Regions from separate parts of the Homo sapiens genome. Here region 1 is linked to region 2. The links are chromatin contacts, found by Hi-C or POLR2A ChIA-PET in ENCODE. All regions are on one chromosome and are shown on one strand. The core of a region is the stretch at or near the end of the contact, and the rest is flanking DNA. Distances in the headings are between cores, read along the strand shown.

Region 1 (6,012 bases), core at 1,007-3,506, 200 kb before region 2:
TAGTGCCTGTTTAATTAATTATGATGTGTTCAGACATCCAAAAGCTGTGTAGTTAAAAATCCCAGCACTGAAAGGTGGTCACAGTATGCAGAGGGGAAGATGTCCTGCACAGCAGCAAGTACATGGTAATCCCAGGGTGAGCAGCCCTCGGCACATGCGTGCACCGGGCTTCAGGTGGGTCTCCCGTAGGGTCCCGTGGACGTGGCTGCTCCGGGCTCTCTCAGTGGCCCATGCCCAGGTCTGACGTGCTGGTATCTGGGCCTGAGTAGCATAACGGCACTGGGCGTGCTGAGGGTCCCCCAGGTTTTTGAGCCTGGCCCCAGGGCACGCACCATGGAGATGGTGGTGTGGAGTTCCTGCCACTGAGTGACGTTGGGTCTCAGGGTTGGGGGAAAAGAACTTGATTAAATGGGTCTGGCTGCTTCTCCGGCGTCCAGCAAGAAGAGCCCAGGACTTTGAGTTGCACCCACATCTCCCATTTCGCCTGCACACTTTTGGGTCCGTATTACTCCACAGTGTTTGTTTCTTCTCTGCCTCCAGGGAGGCGTCTGATCGGACACCACGCCCAGGGCCTGCTACCCACACATGCCCAGTGGGGTCTGAGGGCTGGAAGGAGGGTCCTGCAGGGACCGGGCACTGTGTTCAGCATTGGCCGTTCTTACCCCTTGCCTCCTGCCTTTGGCCTGGATGGAAAGATCTCCTGAGAGCTGGGGCTCCTGAGCTCCCTGGGGCTCAGCCTTGCTGGCACCGCCCCTGCCAGACAGTGGGTGGGACAATTTATGCAGATGGTGGGGGAGCCTGGCCTGTCGCAGTGCTGACCAGCCCCCAGTGGGTGGCCGTGGGAGACAGCCCGTCCTGGCTGCTGGGCTGCGGCGTGCAGCCGTGGTCTGTGGGCCGCAGGGCGGTACATCCCAAGCCCTGCTGACGCCTCGCGGGTCCCTCTCTTTCAGTGAATGAGTTCACGGTGATCAGGAAGAAGTTCAAGTGTCCGTACTGCAGCTTCTCGGCCATGCACCAGTGCATCCTCAAGCGACACATGCGCTCGCACACGGGAGAGCGGCCCTACCCCTGCGAGATCTGCGGGAAGAAGTTCACGCGGCGCGAGCACATGAAGCGCCACACGCTGGTGAGTGCGGGGAGGGTCCGCGTGCCGCGCGCTGCGCGTGGCCACGATGTCCGGGCAGGCGGGTCCTGATGAGGGCGCAGACCGCCCCGGACCCCACACCGGGTCCACTCTGCACAGGGGGGACGACAGCAGGGCAGGGAGATCCGCCCCGGGCCCCTGTCTGCTCTGCCCCGGCCTCCTGGGTGTGGCTGGGCCACATGGCCCCTGCAGAGGCTTCGGCCCACCCTGCTCACCTGCTGGCCGCCAAGGCAGCCAGGCCTCGGCAAACTCAGCTCGCTCTGCTTGGAGCCCCCAACCCTCAGCCACCTCTGCGCCCCCCCGCCCCCGCCCTGCCTCGGGAGGGAGAACCCTGTCCTTGTGCCTGCCGACCTGTCTGCACCCACCGCGCCCACCCTGGAGCTCAGCACTGGCAGGTCGTTGTCAGGTAGCAGGTGTGGAGTGGATGGATTTGCTTGGGGAGGAAATAATAGAAAAAGGCAGCCTGGGAACAGGGAGGCAGATTTGCCAAAAAAGGCCTGGCGAGGGCATCTCAAGTGGGTGAGATCAACCAGTGAGGCGGGTGGGGCACAGGCAGCCCAGAGCGGGGCGGCCCCAAGGGTTCGGGGAGTCCTGGAACGCCCACCCCGAGGCGCAGGGTGCAGGGGGAGCTCGCGGCGGGCAGCTGTGTGAGGAGAGGCAGTGGAGGCGCCCCGGGCTCCGGGCAGAGGTGGGGCTGCTGTCGGGGCGGAAGAGGCTCTGGAGCATCGCTGCCAGTTTAGGAATCGCAGGAGAGTCAGCAGGTTCCGGAGCGGACCTGCAGGAGCCGAGCTCCACCGGGAGACCCACCGGGGGGCGGGGCTTCATGGGAGACCCACCGGGGGGCGGGGCTTCATGGGGAGACCCACCGGGGGCGGGGCTTCATGGGGAGACCCACCGGGGGGCGGGGCTTCATGGGAGACCCACCGGGGGGCGGGGCTTCATGGTGCGACCCACCGGGGGGCGGGGCTTTATGGGGAGACCCACCGGGGGGCGGGGCTTCATGGGGAGACCCACCGGGGGGCGGGGCTTTATGGGGAGACCCACTGGGGGGCGGAACCGAGCGCCAGAGGTCAGGTTCTGTTGGTTGCTGCTTTTCCAGTGCAGTGGTGGATACCCATTTGGGGTAACGACCCCTGTGGGAGCTCCCTGAGGTCAAGCTGCAGAGCTAGAGGGGTGCAGGGCCCTGGCCTCCCCGTGTTTGCCTGGCCGGCTGTGGGCGAAGGGCCACTCCAGGCCCTCGGATGCCGCCTGGGATGTGTGCTGGAGTGGATATGGAGCGGGGCTTAGTGCTGGGCTCTGGCCTTCCCTGATGCCCCCACATTTGCCTTTGCGAGGTGGAGGACAGTAGAGAAGGAACAGTCCTGGGAGGGGGCCCCTGGACCACGAGATGGCAGGTCTGCAAGGCCAGAAGCAGACCCACATCCACGCGGAGCCGCCGGGGCCCCAGCCTTGTTTTCCGTAGCGGAGGATGTGCTTCTGTTCACACAGGCCACAGGGCTGATCTTACAAACCACTTATAAAAAGCCGCGGGGGCGGGGGGAGGGGTAGCTGCACCAGGCCGACATGTTTCCTATTCAGAGAAAATCGCATCTTGTTTTTTAAACTGATAGGTGCTAACACGTTTTAACAACATGGATTGCAACGTCTTTCTTCAGCAAATCCGTATTAACCTCTCAGTAAACGTTTTGATCCTGTTTGAGGTTCAGTGTGGCTGCCTGTTCCTTCTCGTTGGATAGGGTTAGGGTTTGTTTTTTTGTTTTTTTTTTGAGACAGGGTTTCACTGTGTTACCCAGGCTGGAGTGCAGTGGCGTGACACAGCTCACTACAACTTTGACCTCCCGGGCTCAAGCGATCCTCCCACCTCAGCCTCCCAAGTAGCTGGGACTACAGGTGTGCACCAACATGCTCAGCTAATTTTTGCGTTTTGTGGTGATGGGATTTCGCTGTGTTGCCCAGGCTAGTCCCGAACTCCTGGCCTCAAGTGAGCCACTTGCCTCTGCTTCCCAAAGTGCTGGGATTACAGGTGTGAGCCACTGTGTCCGACCAGGGCTGGGATTTTTGTCCTGGGGTTCATGATTGGGCTTCAGGGGGTCATAATTCCCTGGAAAATGTACTTATAACATATGGAAAGCCAAGTGTGGTGGCACATGCCTGTAATCCTAGCACTTCGGGAGGCTGGGGCAGGAGAATAGCTTGAGGCCAGGAGTTTGAGACCAGCCTGGGCAAAATTGCGAGACTCTGTCTCTACAAAAAATTAAAAAAAAAAAAAAGTTAGCCAAGTGTGGTCCCAGCTACTTGAGAGGCTGAGGCAGGACGATCACCTGAGCCCAGTGAGGTCCAGGCTGCAGTGAGCTGTGATTGCACCACTGCACTCCAGCCTGGGCAACAGAGTGAGACCCTGTCTCTAAAGAACAACAAACACAAGCAAGCATATGGGGCTTGACTTTTTCTGAGGAGAGGCTCTGTGTGTGGCCTTCTCTGGGGTCCTGGACCTGAGAGCGTGGAGACCCGAGTGTGAGACAGCAGCTCTAGCCGGTCCAGCCTCCACTTTCACGATGGCACTTACGAGCACTGTCAGCCCTTCCCTGGCCTGGGTGGCCCCTCCACCCGCTCCAGGAAGAGCACCAGTGGCTGGGGCAGGGCCCCCCATGCCTTGGCAGGGCCACATTTGGAGGGTGGGCCAGCCGTGCTCTTGCAGCCACAGTGCCCCAGAGCCTGGGCGGGCTGCCAAGGTGTCCCGTCTTCCTTCTTGCTTCCTTCCAGGGCATTTGCCCATTTGCATGAGTTCCCAGCCATCCAGCCCTGGCCACATGGTCCCTGTGCCACCCCAAGCTGCCCCTGCTGCCTCCTCAGGTGCCCTGGCCCCTGCACACATGGGAGCCTAGGCCTCAAGGGGCCTCAGTGTTTTTCACTAGCCCCGCTCCAACCCTTCCTGGGCCTGTGTGCACCAGGTTACTGTGCTGGGAAGTTTCTACTGTGGCTTGTCTTGAATTTTTGTTCTGGAAGTCCTTGGTTTAAAATACAGCAAAACAGGCTGGGCGCGGTGGCTGACGCCTGTAATCCCAGCACTTTGGGAGGCCAAGGCGGGCAGATCACGAGGTCAGGAGATCGAGACCATCCTGGCTAACACGGTGAAACCCCGTCTCTACTAAAAATACAAAAAATTAGCTGGGCGTGGTGGCGGGTGCCTGTAGTCCCAGCTACTTGGGAGGCTGAGGCAGGAGAATGGTATGAACCCGGGAGGCGGAGCTGGCAGTGAGCCGAGATGGCAACACTACACTCCAGCCTGGGTGACAGAGCGAGACTCTGTTTCAAAAAAATAAATAAATAAAATACAGCAAAACAAAAGCCCAAAGGAGCAGTTCTGGCACCAAGTTGTCTGAGGCTCTGTTTCTAGGGTTAGCGTGTTTGGGCATCTGAGGTGTGCTGTGTGGTGCTGCCCTGGCCCTGAAAGCCACCAGCTGCCCCTGAAGGTCTCACATCCCTGGACAGCGCCCATCCCGGTCCAGGCTTAGAGCTCACACAGTTGCTCTGGAAGCAGACATTTGAGAAGTGAGGTCTTTATGGTTCCCGGCTTTGTGGAAGAAGTTACAGGCACCTCTGCCCTCAAGGAAGCGGGTCTAGAAGGGGAGGTCGGGCCGTGCTGGGTGGCCTGTCGGCCTGTGGATTCGGAACACTGAGGCAGGAAGTACGTAAGGGCCCGGGTCCAGCCCCAGGATGGGGAGGTGGTAGCTGTGGTGCCTGCCCGTCAGAGGTCTTTGCAAGTGTAGCAGGACCGTCTTCCGCCATGACACACATTGATTATGTATGTACTTGCTCATGGGAGAAAACTGGTGAGTTTGGAATGGTTTAAGGAAGAGCTAAACTCACAAGCACATCCCAGCCTCAGTTCTCCGTGCAGCCTCAGAGGTGCTGCAGGCCCCGGGAGACAGCCCTGTGGATGGAGGGAGGAGCCGAGGGGAGCCTGGGGTCATTGCCGGGTTCAGCCTGGAGGACTGACCTGAGGCCAGCCCACCTCAGAGAAGCCCCTCGTGTGGACTTGGCCAGGGGCCAGGGGTTGCTATTGGGGTCCTCTGTGGGTCCTGCCCTCTCGGTCCTTGGAGGGCAGAGACAGGGGCTGTGCTGTGAGGGATCAGGGCCAGCCCCCCAAGGCCTCCTCTAGCTGGCGTGGCCGAGGGTGCCCGTGAGTGGGTACAAGGGCCACCTCTCCCCATCCCTGGCCATGTCTGAGGTCTGGTTCTGCACAGCACAGGTGTCCACACCCACCCTCAGCGGAAGCCCACCTGGGGCCACATGTCCCCAGCAGTGTGTGGTAGTTCCCTCAGGCCTTGAGGCCAGTGCTGAGACCCTCCAGGAACCCAGCACCTCGCGTCCTGCCACATGGGCCCTCTTCAGGGTGCTGCCCCATCTCCCTGCCGGGCCCAGCACAGGGCACAGCACGACTGCCCTCCCTGGCAGCCACACCTCCTCCTCTGACCATAAGTGCTCATCTCTCTTCTTGCATGTCTCAGTCGACCTTGAAACAGCCTGAGAGTGGGGGAGTTGCCTCCTTTACACGTTCCTGGAGTCAGGGTCGGGCTGAGGGGTCAGGGACTGAGGGGGTCAGGGGCTGAGGGGGTGTCCACGCAGCCAGGCTGAGGTGTGGGCCCACCTGCCCGGCTGGCAGCCCCAACCCCGGCCCGTCCCTGTACGGCTGGGTACAGGAAGAGCTCTGTGAGCTCCAGTCCAATGCGGGGCCCTCAGCCTGTCCTGCAGGGAGGTTTGGAGGAAGCCAGGCTTTTAGGCAGAGGCCGGTGGTGTGACCCCCGTGAGAAGTGTGTCAACCCAGGGGGCCTCTGGTGGGGGTGCTTGGACACACAGTGTAGACG
Region 2 (5,689 bases), core at 315-2,814:
GACTGGGGATTGCCCAGCTTCATCTTGTCCAGGCCCAGGCCTGCCACATGGGTGCTCATTATCCGGGAGCTGGGGGGAGGGCTGGGTGTCAGCTGCCAGGCAGGCTGGCCTCCCCTGGGCTGTGGCATGTTCGGGGGATGGATTCAGCCCACTGACCCCATGCTGGACCTCTGTCCTTCTTCGGGGGCACAACTCGATGGGAAGAGGCTGCCTGGAGGGCTGGATGGGCAGCCTACAGATCTGGACACAGTTTATACTGAGGGGCAAAAACCTCTACTGACAACCAGTGGCCTGTGGGACAGGACAGGGAAGAACTAGGACTGCGGACTTCTGGCCAGAACCGCCTGACCTGTGGCCTTGCAAGGGCCCCAGTTCCTAACCCTGCTGCTGAAAGGGGTTGCTGGCACCCCTCGGGGCCGTGGAGAGGGGACGGCGTGGTCCTAAGCAGCACAGGATCCCCCTCGGGGACATTCGCGGGCCATCCTCCCGCTCCGGTTCTCCCTGGGGACGCTCCACGCCTCACCGCAGTTGTAGGGCACAGAGACAGGCCTCACCAAAGACGAGGCCAGCTGGCTGGTCAGCATGGGAGGAGGGCGCCCAGGCCTGGGCCCGGAGGAGCAGCCCTCCTCCCACGCTGTGGGCCCTCGCTGTGGACCCGGGATCCTGTCCCTGGTGAGCTCATGGACTCCACAAGTGACACTCCATTTCCCAGATGGAGCCTGAGGCTAAGAAGCTTGGTTCTTGTTCTCATCCAGGGCTTGAGCCCAGTGCTGAGCCGAGTCTGACCCTCTGTCCGTGGGTGCACCGGCTGAGTGCAGCTGTGGCCCCAGGCTCTGCCGCAGCTCCCTGGAGAGCAAGCCGCACCCCTGGTTGCTGCCCCGGCTCCCAGCAACCCTGGAGATCTCAGGTTGTCACAGCCACTTGGGCCTTGGACGACCCACAAATGAGAGCTAAGCAGTTGCTGAGTTCCCCAGGGCCACACAGGTACGTGGTGAAGTCATATCTGCCCGGGAAGGGTTGCCCTTTTGGGCGTGAGGCAGATATGACTTCACGAGCGCACTCCTCGGGAATCCCTCGAGAACAGGCCCCTGGGGGCAGCAGGGAGTGTGTCTGGGGTGAGGTGCCAGCTGAGAGCAGGACCCCAGGACCCCAGGCCTAAGCCCTGCTCTTGCTGGAGGCTGGGGCGGATTTCACCGCTGGAGGGAAACCGTGCCTCTGTGACGTGTGAGGGATGTTTTCTAGTCTCCAGCAGCTGCCCAGGTGGAACACCCAGAGAGGCTGGTCGTGAACCCGGAAAGGTGGTTCTGAGCCCCTCGCTGCTTCCTACACGCCCCGGTCCCAGGCCCGCTTCCCTGAGACCACCAGGTGCCCGCACTCTACCCCCTCCACCACACTCCCCTTGGCTCCCCTGGCCCGGGCCCACCTCCCCGGCCGCTCTGCCTGCCCCTTACCTTCTCGAGACCCCCAGCCCTCCTCTCCCGGCCCCCGCCGCCGCCCCAGGACCGCGCCCACTTGCCCTGCCTCTGAAGCGGAGCCGCGCGCGGACTTCCCAGAGCCCAGCCTCCCTCCGCACTCCGCGGGTTGCCCTGGGGACCAGCGGCCTTTGTGACGCTGCGGCCCGGGGGCGGGGCGGGGGTGGGGACCCGGGACCCCGAGCCGAGTAATCTTCCATCCGCTTCGCTTCCTGGAGAGCCCCAGACTTCTGGGGGCCCGCGTCCCCGACTGAGGGGCCACGGCGGGTGGCTGGTCCAAGAGCCAGGCTCCAAGGGGGGTTCCCGTCCCGGAGCCCTTCCGCGGGCGCACCACTCCCCACGCACCCCCGGCTTCGGGCGGGGCGCAGGAGCCTCGGGTGACTGGGAGGGAGTTCCTGCTCAACCCCCCAGTCCGAGCGCACTCCTCGGGAATCCCTCGGAGGAATTTGGGAGAGAGGCAGTGGCCGGTGACCAGGCGGATGGACCACCCAGCGCCTGGACAGAGGAGAGGGGCGGCTTCCCCCGCCGCGGGCTCTGCCCAGCAAGGCCCCGCCCATTACAGATGCCACCCATTACAGGCTCCTCCCACCGCAGGCTCCCCCCACCGCAGGCTCCTCAACCACAGGCTCCTCCCACCATGGGCTCCCCCCTCCCCCGCAACGGCCCCTCCCATCATAGGCTCCTCCCACCGCGGGCTCCCCCCACCACGGCCCCTCCCACCACAGGCTCCTCCCAGAGCAGGCTCCTCCCACCGCGGGCTCCCCTACTACGGCCCCTCCCACCACAGGGTCTTCCCACCACAGGCTCCTCCCAGCGCAGGCTCCTCCCACCGCGGGCTCCCCCCACCACGGCCCCTCCCATCATAGGCTCCTCCCACTACAGGCTCCTCCCACTACAGGCTCCTCCCACCATGGGCTCCTTCCACCTGGGGCTGCCCAAGCTCAGGCACCGACCTGACTCTGGATAAATGGGGTCTCCATAGCTCCAGGGAGCCCCGCAGGGGAGCTCTGAGGCCATCTGGTCCCGTCTGTATCTGTTCAGTTGGGCTCAGGGCCTCTGGGATCCCCCCGTTCCCCCACAGCACACCCCAGCTAGCTGGGGGTCTCCTGGGGTCACAATCTTAGACACCCCAAGGTGCCCCTCCTTCACCTTCAGGAAGATGCTGGAGGAAGACACCCTTTCCATCCTCCTCATCTCCACCCCCACGGAGGTCAGTGCTGGGGCCTCTTCCAGGATGGGCGTCTTTGAGCCCCTACCAGGCTGTTCTGTAACTTGAGCCTCCCCCCTCCTCCCGGTGACCCCACCCTGGAAGAGCTTTCCCTTGGTGCATGGAGGCCCCAGGGGTTAGGCCTGGCAGGAAGTGGGTGGATGTGGGTGGTTTTTTTTTTGAGATAGCGTCTTGCTCTGTCACCCATGCGGCAGTCTTCACCCCCGGGGCTCAAGTGATCCTCCCACCTGGGTCTTTCTGATCCTTCCGGATTACAGGTGTGAGCCTTGCACCCAGTCCTGTTGGGTGCTGTTTCTGCCCTGCCCTCCCTGCCTGGGCTGGAACTCAATAAATGCCAGCTATTGTTATTGTTATTTAGGGCTCCAGGGGACAAAGCCGGGGTTGTTTGGAGAAGGGGGTGCTGTCTGACGCGGAGGGTTGGGAAGCAGTAGGAGTTAGACCCCTTACCCCCGGCCCTGCAGCCCACTGACGGAGAAGCGGGGTGGGGGCAGAGCAGCCTCCCCTTCTCTTTTGGGGCCAGGCAGGTCCTGGATGTCTCCCCTCTCCTGGGCTCCACCCTACCCCCTTTCTTTCAATTTCTGATTTCTAATCTAATTTTTTAAAGTTAAACTTTTGGCCAGGCTCGGTGGCGCAGGCCCATAACCTCAGCACTTTGAGAGGCCAAGGTGAGAGGATCCCTTGAGGCCAGAAGTTTGAGACCAGCCTCGGCAACACAGGGAGACCCCTGTCTCTACAAATAATTTGAAAAATTAGCTGGGTGTGGTGGTGTGCACCTGTGGTCTCAGCTACTTGGAAAGCTGAGGCCGGAGGATCACCTGAGCCTGGGAGGATGAGGCTGCAGTGAGCCAAGATGGTGCCACTGCACTCCAGCCTGGGTGACAGAGGGAGACCCTGTGTCTCTAAAAAGAATAATAATGGCTGGGCGCAGTGGCTCACGCCTATAATCCCAGCACTTCGGGAGGCTGAGGCAAGCAGATCACCTGAGGTCAGGAGTTCAAGACCAGCCTGGCCAACATAGTAAGACCCAGTCTCTACTAACAATACAAAAATTAGCTGGACGTGATCGAGACCATGGTGAAACCCCGTCTCTACTAAAAATACAAAACACTAGCTGGGAGTGGTGGCAGGCGCCTGTAGTCCCAGCTACTCGGGAGACTGAGGCAGGAGAATGGCGTGAACCTGGAAGGTGGAGCTTGCAGTGAGCCGAGATCACGCCACTGCACTCCAGCCTGGGCGACAGAGCGAGACTCTGTCTCAAAAAAAAAAAAAAAATTAGCTGGACGTGGTGGTGGGCGCCTGTAGTCCCAGCTACTCAGGAGGCTGAGGCAGGAGAATCGCTTGAACCCAGGAGGTGGAGGTTGCAGTGAGCCGAGATTGTGCCACTGCACTCCAGCCTGGGTGCAATAAGACAGAGGCCTGTCTCGAAAATAATAATAATAATAATAAAGTTAAACTTTTACTTTTAAGATAAGTATAGATTCATCTGCAGTTGTAAGAAGTAACACAGAGGTCCCGTTACCCTCTATCCAGCATCCCCAGTGGTAGCATCTTGCAGGACTGCAGTGCAGAATCACGCCAGGACCTTGACGTCGATACAGACGCAAGGCAGTGCCACCCCCACGGGACCCTGACATGTTCTTTACAGCCACGCTGCTCCCTCCCACCTCTCCCTAGCCCTGCAACCACTCATCTCTCCGGCTCTGTCTGGTCATTTCAAGAATGTCCTATCAGTGCAGGCTTTCAGTATGCAGCCTTGGGACTGGCTTCTTGCGCTCAGCATAGTCCCCTCTGTGCAGGGTCAACAGTCACTCCTGTTCACTGCTGGGCACCAGGGGCCAGTTTGTGCTCAGTCTTGCTCAACCCTGTTTGTGGCCACCAGGGCACGGGCAGTGAACACTTTGGATCTGTTGTCCCTGGTGGGGACAAGCTCTCTTCCCTGGGCCCTGAGGATGGTGAAGCCTGGGGGTAGTGGGGCCAGTCTTGGGGGAGAGAATGCACGCTGACCACTGAGACCCTCAGAGCTGTGCCCTCCAGACACATAAACCCGGATGGGGGGTGGCCTGATGTGGCAGAGCTCCTGCCACAAGCCTCCATCTGAACACCAGGAAGGGCCCTGCACCCCATCCCCCTGGTCTGTGTCCTCACTGCCATTGTAAGCTCAGTGCTCTTACAGATGGGGAAACTGAGGCACAGGGAGGTTCAGCACTGTATGCCCAAGGTCATGTGGACAGTGAGTCTGACAGCAGGATTCCAGCCCTGGTCATTTTTATTTTTTTGAGATGGAGTCTTGCTCAGCCGCCCAGGCTGGAGTACGGTGGCGCGACGATCTCAGCTCACTGCAACCACTGTCTCCCAGATTCAAGTGATTCTCCCGTCTCAGCCTCCCGAGTAGCTGGGATTACAGGTGCCCGCCATCATGCCTGACTAACTTTTGTATTTTAGTGGAGACGGGGTTTCACCATGTTGCCCAGGCTGGTCTTGAACTCCTGACCTCAGGTGATGCACCCGCCTTGGCCTCCCAAAGTGCTGGGATTACTGGTGTCAGCCACCGTGCCTAGCCTTTTCTTTTTTTAAAAAAATAGAGATGGGGGTCTCACTATGTTGCCCAGGCTGGTCTTGAACCCTTGGGCTTAAGCGATCCTCCTGCTTGGCCTCCCCAGATGCTGGTATTACAGGAGTGAGCCGCCTCACCCGGCCAAGCCCCAGACTCCTGACCCCGTCCAGACTGATCCTGTACCCAGGCCCCTTTCCTCACTCCCCTCTGTGCCACCCACCCGGTTAGGGCTGAGGGAGGAGGTGAGGTCATGTGGGGGGGGCACAGCAGGCAGGGAAGGGGCTGCTGACACCGACACCTGGCAGGGGCCCTATGCTGGGCTGTGTTGCGCCTGGTGGGTGAGGTGAGGAAGGGGTGGACGGGCGGGCACAACTTGGAGGGCAGCGGGACAGGGCAGCTGGGCATGCGGGGCCGGGGATTCTGAGGACCACCGGG

The links. A loop is a pair of places that touch in the nucleus more often than their neighbours do. ChIA-PET counts read pairs that join two places held with the same protein, here RNA polymerase II (POLR2A). Pooled maps may share reads with other maps.
Region 1: a pooled map shows a loop between it and region 2 (4-fold over the local background). The contact joins the enhancer-like site here to the promoter of FNDC11 in region 2. A Hi-C loop is called at or near these places in 1 of 168 maps with a recorded cell type or tissue (right cardiac atrium), 1 of 37 single-sample maps with no recorded cell type and 4 of 50 pooled maps. POLR2A ChIA-PET finds 5 or more read pairs at or near these places in 3 of 52 experiments (BJ, CD4-positive, alpha-beta T cell and CD4-positive, alpha-beta memory T cell).

What each region holds. Positions count from the first base shown.
Region 1 is chr20:63,747,800-63,753,811 of GRCh38, reverse strand. ZBTB46 (zinc finger and BTB domain containing 46) reads left to right here. Exons shown (of 5, transcript NM_001369741.1): 4 at 951-1,126. Among named protein-coding and RNA genes, the nearest start is that of ZBTB46-AS2, 7.0 kb to the right of the region's middle. RefSeq lists enhancers at 1-118, 119-1,070, 1,071-2,021. Within about 2 kb of position 2,256, at least 4 of the 41 ENCODE cell types and tissues checked have a DNase peak (open chromatin) inside an H3K27ac peak, as active enhancers do; they include CD4-positive, alpha-beta T cell, where a contact is called at or near this core.
Region 2 is chr20:63,550,034-63,555,722 of GRCh38, reverse strand. FNDC11 (fibronectin type III domain containing 11) reads right to left here and starts at 1,564. Exons shown (of 2, transcript NM_001319152.2): 1 at 1,517-1,564; 2 at 1-69. The coding sequence starts at 59. RefSeq lists silencers at 1,473-1,722, 1,993-2,132, 2,153-2,302, 2,323-2,382 and enhancers at 2,073-2,367, 2,663-2,752.